Regions from separate parts of the Homo sapiens genome. Here all the other regions are linked to region 2. The links are chromatin loops, found by intact Hi-C in ENCODE. Cell type or tissue: OCI-LY7. All regions are shown on one strand.

What was found. Hi-C counts contacts between places; a loop is a spot of excess contacts. Peaks named below come from ENCODE experiments on the same cell type or tissue, not always from the same donor. Only the 100,000 strongest peaks of a DNase experiment are listed, where the experiment ranks them.
Region 1: a loop joins it to region 2, with 7 times the contacts of the local background. A loop is called at or near these places in 17 of 110 quality-filtered maps.
Region 3: a loop joins it to region 2, with 10 times the contacts of the local background. A loop is called at or near these places in 20 of 110 quality-filtered maps.

Annotation. Positions count from the first base shown.
Region 1 is chr4:143,401,251-143,406,250 of GRCh38, reverse strand. The region is part of intron 1 of GAB1 (GRB2 associated binding protein 1); the gene reads right to left. Among named protein-coding and RNA genes, the nearest start is that of MIR3139, 60 kb to the right of the region's middle. RefSeq lists enhancers at 1,331-1,410, 1,421-1,540, 1,661-1,720. In OCI-LY7, a CTCF peak has its summit at 2,910; DNase peaks (open chromatin) are centred at 1,480, 2,620, 2,880, 3,240 and 2 weaker places; H3K4me3 peaks cover 3,781 bases; H3K27ac peaks cover 5,000 bases.
Region 2 is chr4:143,480,297-143,485,296 of GRCh38, reverse strand. No RefSeq gene overlaps it. Among named protein-coding and RNA genes, the nearest start is that of SMARCA5, 31 kb to the left of the region's middle. In OCI-LY7, a CTCF peak has its summit at 2,324 (motif pointing right); a DNase peak (open chromatin) is centred at 2,356.
Region 3 is chr4:143,373,881-143,378,880 of GRCh38, reverse strand. The region is part of intron 1 of GAB1 (GRB2 associated binding protein 1); the gene reads right to left. Among named protein-coding and RNA genes, the nearest start is that of MIR3139, 33 kb to the right of the region's middle. In OCI-LY7, a CTCF peak has its summit at 3,050 (motif pointing left); DNase peaks (open chromatin) are centred at 970, 3,010 and 3,443; H3K4me3 peaks cover 3,362 bases; H3K27ac peaks cover 3,776 bases.

The sequences.
Region 1 (5,000 bases), 79 kb after region 2:
CTAAATACCTAGGCACCAAAATTTTCAGCACAGTATTGTTTCTGTAAGTAAATATTTGAAATGATCTAAATATTCAGTAGAAGGTAGGATGATCAACTATCCCAGTTTTCACAAGACTATCCTCGTTTTAGCTCTGCAAGTCCCACATCCTAGAAAATGGCTCAGTCCTGGGCAAACCCAGATGATTAGTCACAGTAGGAAACTGAGTAAATAAACGATGATATACCACCATACAGGAGTCTTACACAGCCATCAAAGTGATGCTTAGGAATGGCTTTTTTTTTTAAAGAGTTTTTTTTCTCCCCATGGTTTGCAAAATTCCCAAAATACTGAGAGATCATGGCAAGAAACTCATCTTTTCCATTTGGAGTAGATGGAATTTGGTGTGAAGGAATATTGGCAACACCTTTCTTTCTGCAAATTCTGGCTCCCCTGTCACCTCGGCCAGGTCAAGCTGACTACTCCAAGATGTCCACAGTACCTTGTGCAAACCTCCATCATAGCACTCTACCTTGGCATTTCAATCAACCCTTTGTACAACTGCTTTCCTCCCCCAAGATTCTGTCTTATTTCTCTTTAAGTGTTCAGCATAGTGTACAGCATGCAAGGACTTGGTGGTTAAAAGGCATGGGTGATAACTGTTGCCTGAATAAATGAACAAATGAATGAATGTCTTAATTCATTTGGTAATGATGCTGTCTCTGTTCTTCACTAACTTGGCCTTCAGGTATAATGGATGATACAACAAACCAATAGTGGGTTTTCTTATTGTTGTAAGAATTCAGCCATAAACTCTCAAATCTCCAGCCCACAAGGCTCAGTGAACAAAAAGTGAAACTAACTTAATCAGGGAATAAGTCAATTATGAACCCTGGGACTGAAACCGTGCCAATATGTTAATATTAGGAACCTACAACTTCACAGTGCCTACTATGAGAAGGCCCACACATTTCAGTCATTGAATATTATGTTAGCATTTTTATGTATATATACACAGTTACATAGTCTCTCTCTCTCTCTATATATCCATACATTTGTGTGTATGTGTGTGTGTAATGACTTCCCAGTCTCTCAGAGGGTAGAATGTAACGTCATCACAGAGAATAAGAACAAAATGGCATATGCTATGAAGTATAATGTCAATGTCCATTTGATGTTTAATAACGTCTTGTTTAAATAAAGAACAAGACCATGAAAAAATAAATATTGTTTATGCAGTAGAAAATTCATGTTATCTCTCAAATTAAAGACATAAAATTTTCCTGCACAGAGGCAAATTCTAATTGCAGTTTTGGAGCAGTGCTGTCCAACAGAACTTTCTGTGATAATGGAAATGGCTGTGCTGACCATCACAGGATCCATTAGCCAACATGTGACTACAAAACTTGAAAAGTGGCTGATGCAACTGAGGAACTGATTTTCTAACTTATTTAATTTAAATTTAGCCACATGTGGCTAGAAGCTATCATATGGACAATGCAGTTGTTTTGTTTTCAGTTTTGCAACAGTGTCTCGCTCTGTTGCTCAGGCTGTGTGCAATGGAGCAGTCATGGCTCATGGCAGCATCAACCTCCTGGGCTCAAGCAATCCTCCCACCTCAGCCTGTCCAGTAGCTGGGACCACACGTGCATGCCACCACGCCTGGCTAACTTTTCAATTTTTTGGAAGAGATGAGGTCTCAGTGGGTTGCCCAGGCTGGACAGTGCAGTTTTAAAGGATATTTCTTCAACTTAAGAGACAAGCAAGATCAATTGCTGAAGCAGGTACAGCTTTAATAATAAAATCCACAACAAATATTTAAATTGTGTAATGCTACTGTAAGCAGTTGTGCCTGAGATCCTAACAAGCATGTGGGTCTATTTCCTAGTTTCACTGTGTTCCACAAACTTACTCTACCCTAAAAATGTGTCCCATATGTTGTTATTGTCATGATTAGGAAAGGAAATGGTTGCTTAAATAAAACTGATCATTAATAAAATACGCCAATGACAATCTAGAATTTTTCAATGAAAATTTATCTTCAAAAAATGTACTGATTCTAAATTCCATTTCTTGTTCAGCTATCCAATCCAAAATAATTATTTCTGGGTTAGAACTACTGTTTTGAATTTCCAGCAAAACAAAACATTCCCATTTTCTTTTCTTAGTTTCTTATGAAACATTCACAATTTACAACAAAATAAAACACTGCTATATTAAGATTTGGATCACTGTTTAAAAACAACACTTTCACATTAAGAACTAAAGGGAAAGCACTGAAGTGTTACAAATCAAATTTCAAATTTCCATAATTAGATTTATATGTAAAAAGCCAAAATAACGCTTAAATATCATTTTCTTCTTAACATAAATCTCAGTCTAAAGCTTCCAGAACAAGATATATGGCAATGAAAAGTTTCTTTAGAAAGACATCCTTCCAAAGAGATAAATTATGCCTTCTGGAGCTACTGACTATAAACTACATTAAGTCCAATAAGCAAGAATGAATAACTTCATCTAAAGAGAAGGACTAAGTACAAGGTTGAATGCAAGATAAAAATTATGGCACAGATAATGAAATCAAGATCTCTGATGCAAACGTGGAAGGCTCAGCCCAAGTGCCAATAATGACATCTTCCTCTTTCCCCATGAGGGCTACGGGTGTCACCCTTTCATAAAACACGATTCTTGGAGGAAAACGATTCTTCATGCATGCACCATGCAGATAATGATCTCACCATACAAGAAAGACGATTGCCTATTTATTTCTTTTTGTTTTCAATAAATCCAAGTGCCATCTTGCCCATTTTATGGTGTTTTGCCCCTAAAATGAGCCCAGCTTTCTTTTTTCTGTCAACTTTTCATCTCCCTCTACACTACCCAAGCCTCATAACCTTCGGTCAACAGGAAATAGATACAATGGACTGAAAATAACAGCGGCTGTAAGGATTTGTATTGTATATGCATGATTTAATGCTTGAGGACAAGGAGAGAAGTGTTGAAGGAAAAGAGAAAATAACTAGCTACTTCTGCCAGAGAAATAACAGTGCCATCTGGCAGGACCCAACTCATCTTGAGCTCCAAGCAAAATTGTTACCAGTTCATAAAAGCTTAAAAACAAAAAAAAAAGAAAAAAGAAAACAAGTACACTATGTATAGTAATACAATCACCCATATAGATAGATTAGATAGACCATGTGCAGTTGACACAAGATAACTTACACACTCATCTGCTTTCAACATGTTAGAAACCCAGTGAGACAACCAGAGTCATTCAGAAAGTGCTGGCATCTGAGGTAACAGACAACAACCGACTGTGTCTGACTTGCCAACTTGGAAGTTCACTAAAGTCTGTAAAAGCTAAAAATAACCACATAAACATGTTTACAGCAATTTAAAAATACAGGATCTGCACTGTCTTCTAAATATAAACCTTCAGTTTGGAGCACAGGGATTGGCTTTGGGTTTTCAGAGATGTCATCTGGACATCCCACATTTCACCACAGAATTTCACATTTCAGTATTTTACTTTACATATCCAATTGCTGGTATTTAACTAGAACGAAGAAGGGTAGAACAGGGAAAGGTGAACAGGAAAGGAAAAGATGGTACCTATTCCCCTATTTAATTAGAGGGCTTCAAAATACCACAAATCTCCAACCCTTTGTGATGGGACCTGACCTTCACGAAATTCTGAAGGAAGTTATTTGGCCTGTATTTTTCCACTCAACACATCCCCTCTCTAATCCAGTGATCTCTTCCCCATTCCTCATTCCTAAGACTGTACATGCTGGTGAAATAGAGAAAAGGAGACCAGAAGTCAAGTGGAACACAGATATATATGCTATGAACACAGATAAAAGTCCTCATATCCCAGCTGGTACAGAAGGGTAGGCATGTTAAAGACAACAATTCTATTTATTGTTCTGTTCCTGAAAAAGCTAGATAATTCTAAATCAAACACAGGGAAAATTTTCCAACTAAAATCCATAATGCTTCAATCAACCTGGATCGCCTAGGGCAGTTATACTAAGATTATTAAGGATTCAAAGGAACATTTTATTAGTGTAGACAAAAGCCTATTTGGTCTCTATAATTTATGCGAAGTTATTCTTAGATATTAATTTTTGGATAGCATTGGTTTAAATTTTATCTCGTCTTTAATTCTAAGAAATCTTAAAATTCTAGCAGCTGTTAAAGAGAAAAAAAAAACCCTGCAAACATAAACTTAGCTTATACTTGTATATCATAAATTTTAAATGTCTGTGCCTCTTAAAGTACTGTGGTGGAGTCTATTATTTCTGAAGGTTGCCCAATATCCAAGGAAAGTGTTCTCCAGAAAAAAATCATGTAAGCTATATGGGCATTTACTTTAACAAATTTATTTTAAATAAATAACTAGCAACAACGTCAACTGAAAAGTGAAGGCGAAAATTATACATAATCTCGCCAGCATCAAAAAATCTATTTCTCCATATTCTCATCTAATCTTTATTCATATCATACATACTTTTAAGTAGCTAGTTTTTAAAATAAGGATGAATGTATCTTTGGTTTCAGGAGCCATACAACCTTCTGAGGCAGGTTTAAATTTTTAATTCCTTAATTTTCCACCTATTGTGACTTTTTCCAAGTCTTGCTTACCATGCTAGAATTACGGAGGGAAAGGTGAAGTCCTAACTGAAATGCTTCCTGAAACCCATAAAGAAAATGCATTTCATGATTATAAAAACACTAGATATTTATTTACTTTCTAACTTAACACAGCATCCCCAAAACATTGTAGCATTTAAGATATTTAATTATCACTCAATGAATGTTCTGTTAGGCCTTGCCCAATCTGGTACAGAATGCAGTTGATGCTCTAAGCAAATAATGACTAAAACAAATCTGTATAATCCTCTCAACAGAAATGTTATCACCTTGTTTACCAACAATTGCAATCTCACAGTGTGCAGAATGATTTATTAGATCTAACAGATGAATAATTTATTCCAAAAAAAGATCTCTTGATATTTCAA
Region 2 (5,000 bases):
TTAAAAGCTGTTGTGAAGATGAAGTAACACTATTCAACTAAAATGTCACAGGAAATTATCAAAAGCTGTTAAATCTATTCCATTTGATGTGGAGTACAGTTGTAAACTTTATTAATAGTAACAAATATTAAAGTATATTCTGCCAATTGTTCATTTAGTGAATTGGCCTGATTCCACAAGTTCTAGGGTAGAAAGCAGGAGGAGGAAAAGGTCATTGGAGTTTAAGGAACATGGAGAGGCTGGTGTGCTGTATGCATTGCCCTGAAGGATATTAAAGTTACCCAGAAAATTGGAAGAAATATAGAAGAAGGGAAGGCATTGAGGCATGGGGGATGAGAGAGAGTGACCTCTGAATGAGAGGGAGTGAACAGAAATCACTAGAATATAGCGACGAGGACGGTGGTGTCTTAAGCTCCTATAGTTACAGTTTTGGGATGAGGATTGAGAACTTGTTTGAAGTAGTGTTGGAAGAGGAAGAAGGGGACTCATGTCCTGCTCTTAGGGTCTAGGGTATGACAGGAAAATACTTTCACTTGAAAGAGATGGGAAGTAGTATCCTCAGGAGAGCTCACGTTTAGTGAAGTCAGTTTGGGAATAAAATTGAGATAAAGCTCTTCCTTTAGAGAACCAGAGGAAAGGCTTAAGGGTTAGGAAGAGGTGGGAGACTGTGGCAAGTAATGGGACGATCATTTTGGGGGTGAAGAATTAGAGATGATAGATGACAGGACCTAGGTGAATTGGAGTTGTGGGGGATGCCACTGTAGTTGGAGTGCTTTTGGTAATGGTGGTGGCTATGGGCAAAGCCAAGTCCCCTTTTTGTGAGCCTCTGATTATCTCGGCTCAGGAGACTTCCATCTTTGCAACTGAAAAAGGAGGGCGGCCGGGTGCGGTGGCTCATGCTTGTAATCCCAACACTTTGGGAGGCTGGGGTGGGCGGATCACCTGAGGCCAGGAGTTCCAGACTAGCCTAGACAACATGGCAAAACCCTGTCTCTGCTACAAATACAAAAATTAGCTGGGCGTGGTGGCTCGTGCCTGTAGTCCCAGCTACTTGGGAGGCTGGGGCAGGAGAATTACTTGAACCTGGAAGTGGAGGCTGCAGTGAGCCGAGATTGTGCCACTGTATCCCAGCCTGGGCGACAGAGCAAGACTCTGTCTCAAAAAAAAAAAAAAAAAAAAAAAAAGAGGCCGGGCACGGTGGCTCACGCCTGTAATCCCAGTACTTTGGGAGGCCGAGGTGGGTGGATCATCTGAGGTCAGGAGTTCATGACCAGCCTGACCAACATGGTGAAACCCCATCTCTTAACTAAAAATACAAAATTAGCCAGGCGTGGTGGCACACGCTTGTAATCCTAGCTACTTGGGAGGCTGAGGCAGAAGAATGGCTTGAACTTGGGAGGTGGAGGTTGCAGTGAGCCAAGATCGTGCCATTGCACTCCAGCCTGGGTGACAGAGTGAGATGGAGTTCATATTTTAAATGTGCTATTTCTGCCTAAAATATCTTTAAAAAATAAAAGAAAATAAAAAGGAGGCCAAATGTCTATAGCAGCATTTATTCATACTACCTTGAAAGTGGAAACAATCCAAATGTCCATCAACTGATGAATGGATAATTAAAATGTAGCACAGCCGTAAAATGGAATATTATTCAGCAATAAAAAGGAAAGCAGTACTGATACATGCTACAGCATACATGAACCTTGTGTACAGTATGCTAAAGGAAAGAAGCTAGTCATAAACGGCCATGCCACATATTGTATGGGTTCTATTTTTATTAAATGTCTAGAAAAGGGAAATCTACAGAACCAGAAAATAGGTTCATGATAGCCTAGGGCTGAGGCAGGATTGGGGTAATTGGTAGTGATTGCCAATGGGTACGGAATTTGTTTTCGGGCTGATGAAAACGTTCTAAATTAATTGTGGTGATGGTGGTAAAAGGCTGCAAATACACTAAAAATCAGCTGTATAGTTTAAATGGGCGAGTTATTTGGTATGTGAATTATTAATATATTTCAGTGGAAAAAGGGGACAATAACTCAGGTTGTAATCAAACAAAATATTATGGATGTGAGAATGTTTTGGAGACCAAAAAGCACAAAATATATGTGAAATTGGTAAGGCAAGTGTGGGGACACCTTCTTCTGAAGATTTAAAAGAAAATGACTAATACTTTAGGGCTGGTCTTAACTGACTTATTGAAGGCAAGGGGGCAGACCACTTGGCTTCAAGGAACTTTTACAATTGTAATTCCATGAGAGAATATTCATGTAATTTATTCTACTTTTTGTCAGATTTCCCTTGAAAATTCAGTTCATGCACAAGAGGGTGCTGTCCACCAAATAACAACTTGTTCATCGCTGCTGGCAATGTGCATATGTAATCTTAGGAGAAAAAAACCAAAGTAAGGTCAAGGAGAACCTAAATTTAAAAGTCCCTTAATACATATGAACTAGTATATATGAGTTTGCTTATGAGTGTACAGCATATCTCTGGAAGGACATATAACATGGGCATAGGAGAGAGGGGTACTTTTTTCTGTAAACTATTTAATGCTTTTTATGTTTTGAACCCTATGATTGTATTATTTATAAGAAACATTGTATAGAAAGAAATAATACCTTATAAAAATTATTCTGTGATGTTATTTAGATTAACATGTGAAATTGAGAAAAGGGATGTGGAGAACATATGCAACATATAGAGATATTATTCAAATCAATTTTTTAAAATCATTGCCAATTCATAGTAATGGCTTATTTTGTCTACTTATTCTTCTAATGAATCCAAGGATTTTCCCATGTATTATATGTGTATTCTTTCCTTCCTTTCTTCCTTCCTGAACGCCTGGCTTCTTGCCTGCCTTCCTCCCTTCCTTTTTTTTCTCTTCCTCTCATTTTTTCCAGGTATAAGAAAGATAATTGAATTGTTCAACTACTTTTCAACTTTCTACTATAAAACTCTTCAATAGAAAATTTGAAAGAATAGTACAATAAACATTTACCACCTTGATGGAATAATTATTAATATTTTGATTTTAACTTACATCTTATCTTTTTAAGAGACAGAGTCTCACTTTGTTGCCCAGGCTGGTCTCAAACATCTGAGCTCAAGCAATCCTTCCATCTCAGCCTCCCAAGTAGATGGGACTGCAGGCACATGCCAATTATTTTGCTCTGTTTATCTCTGTACATATATGTATATGTGTGTGCATTTTTTTCAATATTATTTTCAGATGTTTTAACCCTAAATAATTCAGCAGCCATCTATATAATGAAGGACATTCAACTACATTGTCATAATATTATTACACCAGAAAAATTATGAGTAATTCTTTAATACCATTTATTATCTAGTTCATATTTTAAATGTGCTATTTGTGCCTAAAATGTCTTAAATCACTTTCTTCCCCCATGAAGTATTGTGGTTGTTATGCGTTTGTCTCTTTTGTTCTGGAGCAGTCCCTCACTTAAAAAAAAAAAAGACTTCATCTTTTTGTAGAGACCGGGCAAGTTGTCTTACATGGAATATTCTATATTTTGTCTGATTGTTTCCTGGTGGTGTCAATTAAATTGTCCCTCTGTCTTCTGGATGTTAGATTCAGGTCAAACATTTTTGGCAATAGTTTATTTTTAATCTTTTCATTATGAAATAAAACACACAGAGTTCACAAAACAAAAATATGCAGCACGATTAATTATTACAAAGTGAACATACCTAGGCAACCACCACCCAAGTGAATAAATAGAACATTGCCAGCACTCCAAAAACCACATGCGCCCCTTCCAACTTTTTACCTGTCCTTCCCATCCAGTGTAATTACTATCCTCGACTTTAGGAAATTAACTCCTTACTTCCTTTATAGTTTTGCCACCTAAGCATGCATTAAACACCATGGTTTAGTTTTTGCACTGTTTTTGCACTTTATGTGGGTAAAATCATATGTTGTGTTCTTTTGTATCTAGCTTCTTTTAGTCAATCTTGTACTTGAGAAATTCATCTATATGCTTATGAGTGGCTGTAGTTTATTCATTTAAATATCTGAATTATTGAAATAAAACATAATTCACTTCTCCTTTCTACTGTTGATGGGCATTTGGGTTATTTTGCTCATTTTGTTTTTGTAAATAATACTACCATGAACATTCTCATGTCTGTCTCTTGCTACACATGTGCATGCATTTCAGTTGGGTATAACTCGGTAGTATGATTTTTAGGCCATAAGGTATTCATATGTCTAAATTTTGTAAATATTTTGTACATTTTGTAAATAATGACAGTCTTTCAAAGTGGTTGTGTTAATTTGACCCCTACTAGCACTGCATGAGATTAATTTACACATTCTTAGCAATGCTTCGTATTGGCAGTCTTTTTAATCATTTGAGTGGATGTGCAGTAGTATAACGTGGGTTTTGTTTGCATTCTCGTCTCCTGCCCCTTTTTGAGTTACTGCATTTTTCTTACTGATCTATAGGAGTTCTAAATATAATCAGTTTATGAATCATTTGTTAATTTTCCCACTGTGTGTTTTGCTTTTGGTTATTGTAACAGTATCTATTGATGAGTAGATGTTCTTAACTTTGATATAATCCAATTTGTCAATCTTTTATTTTTTGGTTAATTCCTTTCTGGTCCTCTTTAAGAAACCTTCTTTTTTTTTTGAATCATGATAAAATTATCCTGTATAAGCTTTGTTATTGTTTTGCCTTTCACAATTATATCTACAGTTCACTAGGAATTGATACTTGCTTATAATATGAGTCACAGGTCAATTTTCTTCTTTTATTTATATGGATATCCATGTGGTCCACATTGTTTTCCACTGCTCTGCAGCTACTGTGTCATAAATCAGTGTCCATATATACGTGGTTCTGTTTCTGTGTTCTCTTTTGAGTTCCTTTGGCATACTTTTTCATCCTGGTACCAATGTTACTTGCTACATCTTTATAATAAGTTGTAAATCTTATAGAGTACTTCTTCCACATTGTTATTTTTCAAGAATA
Region 3 (5,000 bases), 110 kb after region 2:
ATGAATGCTGCTCAGACTACTGGGAGATACAAAGGGTCAGCTGCAGAGTCTGGCAGTGTGAAGCTTGTCCCAGGCCAGAGGCACAAGGTCAGAGAGAGGCCAGGGCTTGGAGTATGAGCTCTGTCGTATAACCTGAAACTTGAGACGGTGGTTCAGAAAGATACTCAGACAAAGAAAAAACAAGAGAGGTTTAGAGACTAGAAAAACGAGAGAGAGAGAGAGAGAGAGAGAGAGAGAGAGAGAGAGAGAGACACTTTGGAAGTTCCAATAGGCTGTCACAAAAAAGCAAATGTTTCTATCATCCATGTAGGTCAAAATAACATGCATTTATTGTATTTGTGAGCGAAATAGGACCTTACTAATTGTTGCTAAGCATAAAGATTTTTGTTACTAATATATGAGTGTCAAGAAAAAGGCCAGGATACAAGATTTTCATAATTAAGAAAAGAACCAGAACATATATTGTATATTTGCATAGGACTTTACAGTTTGCAAATCACCTTCACACAAATTCTGCTCTGATCCACACAACTATCCCCATGACATTAAAAGAAACTGAGGCTTGCGAGTATGATTTACTTGTCCAAGATGCCCAAACTGCTATACATCTGCTACATCTTCAGGTCTGCTGGGAGTTCTTCTACCACACCACCAAGTCTCTTTAAAACTACTTTTCCTCAAAAGCAACCTTTTCAGAGAAACAAAATTTATCCTTATGCATTTTTACAATTTTTCAATTTTATTTCATTCTTAGTATTGAAAGTTGCTGTAGGTTGAGTATTATTAAACAGTGTTTTTATACGCTATACATCATTGCCCCTTGTACGGCAAAGCGTGTGAGTATATGATGAGTTAAATAATCTTTGAGGGCTAATATGGAAACTTTGCCACCACGTGTACTATACTATCATTTCTATGGGACGTTCTGTTCCAAGCTACATTCAACAGACCTAAAAGGGATTGTTTAAAACACATGAACGTGGCTAAAAATAATCACCACTGCAAACCAGAAATTTCTTGGATTTCACTTCTCTTTTTCATTTCATTTAAACATATACAGACATACACAGAGCTTGTTTTCACTGAGCAGCACATACGGCCTAAAAAGCTAAGTATTTCTGTATAACAGAAGAAATTTCATAAAACTCCCACATTATGATGGTGGATTACATAAAGAAGTGGGAAAGTCCCCTCTGTCCCCAAACTGTGCCAAGACATCTGACATGCTCTTATCTGCCAGGACTATACAGTTATTCAACTTAGAATCCATTTTTTAGATAAATTAGCATAATATCATAATGATCCAAAAAAGTTCAAAAAGAACTTCTTGCCAGAATAATTAACTTCCTGAGGTCCTCCAAAAGATCTGTTCTGAGAAAAACGTCTCCCTGCCAAGGCATTTCAAATACTAAAAGCAGAGTGGCAGATTTTCAGTTATAAATTTCAACAAATCACCAACCATACATGGTTGAAAGTTTTTTCAATGAGAATCAAGGTGTCAAGTTTAAGATACAAGAAACAAAAACCCTCCCCCCAACAAAAGCCAGCTTCCAAAAAGGAACTAATCAAAGCATTGTTGCAACCACTATGTCTATTAAAAGAAACAGGTGATCAGAACATTAGGATAAGTTCAGTTAACAAGTTCTTCTGATGCTTTTTATAGTACTTGGCTTATTAAAAATGGATTCATCCACAACTTTTCGGAAACATTTTTGTTGTGTAAATTCAGATGTGACTGTATTGAGCTTAAACCAAAGCAAACAAAACAAGAAAAAAAAAAAAACCACCAGACTAAATCTAAATATTATTCTGGAAAACATTCATCAGTTAGCTTTTACTCTACCTCAAAGAGCAGGTATTATGAGGCCTGGTGGCTCGAGACCCTGCCATTTTCTCCTTTGCCCTCAACTCACAACAGTCCTTCCAGTAGAATATTTGAAAAGACAGACTAAGAATGATAGGGATCAAAATAAAAGCAGCTTACATGCATGAGAAACTCTGAATTGCCTAATTTCAGTCCCAATGCGTCTCAGTCTGCAGATCCTCTATAATTTTTGATGAAGTACAACATAAACCTGTTTAAAGCTGTTTACAATCAAAAGGTACAAAGTGTGAGAACCAAATTCTCTTGGTTATTGAGATGAGTCTTAAAATAACCACAAGAGCTAATATTTAATTTGGTGTTCTTACTTTTATGTGAGATTTCTTAGTAAGACACAAAATGCCCTTATAAAACAAAACAATCTACAGAGGAAATATTAATATCTCAGCTATTTCTCTAGTATCATGATGGCTATTTTTCAGGTTTAGAAAGCAAGTCATTTTTTGAAAAAGGCCAATTATCATTACTTTAAATACTCTTCTATATCTCTTTTTTGATGCATGTACTTAGAATAGCCTCATATGAAGCCCAGATAGCTCCACAGGGCGATACTAGCAATCCAGCCACATTCCAGTGAGTTCTTTTTAATCTGAAAAATGTTCAACATACACCTTGAATTCTTTTTTAGTAGTGCTGCACATTAGTTTTTCTGTGTTTTTCTCCCTGACCTATTTCTATAAGCTTATGCTTTCTTATTTTGAGTAACCTGAAAGTAGACACATGTTCATGATCTGTAAGCAAACTTAAAACAAATAACCCTACAAGCCCTAAACAGTATTACCTCATATAGTTGTATTTTTTTCTTTTTTATATTCATTCCTTCCCTTAGGTTATAGTTCTGCAGGTATAAAGCATAAGTATAAAGGTGGAGGTGGTGTAGGGGGTTGGGGAGGGGTGCTGGCGCTGGTGTGGGGCGAGGAGTTCTCCAGGATACAACATTCCAGATGATTTCTAAGTTCCCTTCCAAAGCCACATTTCTATTACTTGCTGGTTTCTCTGGTGGGCATTTGTCCCAGACAGGAGCTCCTATGCAGCAGCGGTTCTCAATCTCAATTAGGGGGCGGCTATTTTGCCTCCAGGGCACACTTGGCAATGCCTGCAGACATTTTTGTTGTCACAGCTGGGGATGGGGTGCACTACTGGCATCTAGTGGGCAGAGACCAAGGATGCTGCTGCTAACTAAACACCCTATAATGCACAGGGCAGGCCACACAACAAACAATCATCCAGGCCACAATATCAACAGTGCAGAGGTTGAGAAGTCCCACTGTAGAGTAACAAGCTTAGGAAACTAAATGATTTGTCATATTCGGAAAACTGCAGAGGCCATTTCCTAGATTTGCTTTCATACTCCTAAACAGGTAGCTGAAGAGACTTTTAACTCCTAAAAAGGAAGCAGAAAGCAACAGCGTTTATTCACAGCCCCCTTTCTTCCCTTATCTCCCTCTTTCTCATCCACACCTACTGCATGATCAATGTTGGGAGGCAAGATAAGTCAGCAATGATCCCTGACTTCCAGGTGCTACCATCTAGTGAAGGAGATGGAATGGTCTCCTTACCACCAGGTGGCAAGTGCTCAGATACGGCAAGAAGCAATGGGGTTTGCAAAGTGCACACATTCTTTAAAAGGTCCGTTAGGTATAAAAACTGCATTTAATTAGCAGATACTACTAAGGAGCTTTCATTGGCAAGTTTTAAAATAGATCAATTCAGCTAGAAAAGTTTAGTCCCATTAAGAAAATGTGTTTTCAGGCCGGGTGCAGTGGCTGATGCCTGTAATCCCAGCACTTTGGGAGGCCAAGGCGGGCACATCGCCTGAGCTCAGGAGTTCAAGACCACCTTGGGCAACATGGTGAAACCCCGTCTCTAGTAAAATACAAAAACTTAGCCAGGCGTTGTGGCGGGCACCTATAATTCCAGCTATTCAGGAGGCTGAAGCATGAGAATCCCTTGAGCCCAGGGGGCGGAGGTTGCAGTGAGCCAGGATCACACGACTGCACTCAAGCTTGGGCTACAGAGTGAGACTCCAAGAGCATTCCTGGAGGAGCATTCTTGAAAAAGTATTCCAAGAATCACTGGGTTTACCAGCCTTACAAGTCATTCTGGATTCTTTCTGTAGCAGAGGTAAGTAAGGAAGGCCAGATGTCAAAGCAATAACTGCACAATGGGAACAACTTGCTTCCTAGAATACTTTGAGACGTATCCATAGGAGCCATACAATTTTTCCTCCAAACCCAGACACTCGTGAAAGTAATTCTTCCAGGACAACGGTAAAAACTAGGACAAGTGTTCATGAGAGCCAAGACTGTATGGCAGCACTTCAGAAGCAACTTTGGTTGGACAATGATGCCCATGTGAACCCTGTGATAGCCACAGATAGTAAACCTAACTATGACTACTACTTTTTTAGTCAACTAAAAGTCAGCTATCGTCAAAAGGCAAGAAATTTGACACTCAGTATAAAATACACACCGAACACATTCAAGCAAATGTCAAATCTAGAAAATCTGAACATACTGTGTTTATGAATCTAAAGTATAAGATTCCCACAATAGTGTGCACCAGATGGGATTTAGCCTTTTCTCTGCAGCACATGAAAAGCAAGAAAAATTGTTGAACAGGTTTTCCTTTCCTTTGACTAATATCCTGATTCCCCAATCGGCACAGGCACATTTCTGGTACTTGCAACCAATACAAACCCTCAGTGACAAGTCACCTGACTTGACTTGTTTAATCACATTCTGATCCATGGACACTTTGTACTAAGCAAGAGAAGCAACTCCTCTTGAAAGTCATGCTGCCACCAAAATGTATGGGTTCTTGGGCATTTGAGTGGAGTCAAGATGTTATACATATAATCTAGAAAATCCTATAAAATACGACACCAAACTCCTTGGAAAACAAAAAAGATCTCCAGGAAGAATGAGGTCAATACTCTCCCTGTCTTCACTCCAACTCATAAATAAGGAGGCATCTGACAAAAAACCCACTGTAGTCTTACATGGAGCTTGCAAATTAAAAACTAAACCAAAACATATACCAATGCTTTGGACACATAACTGAGACTGAATGAAAAAGAAAGGTCACTCCCTGCAATGTTAGAAAGGTAAAAATATAT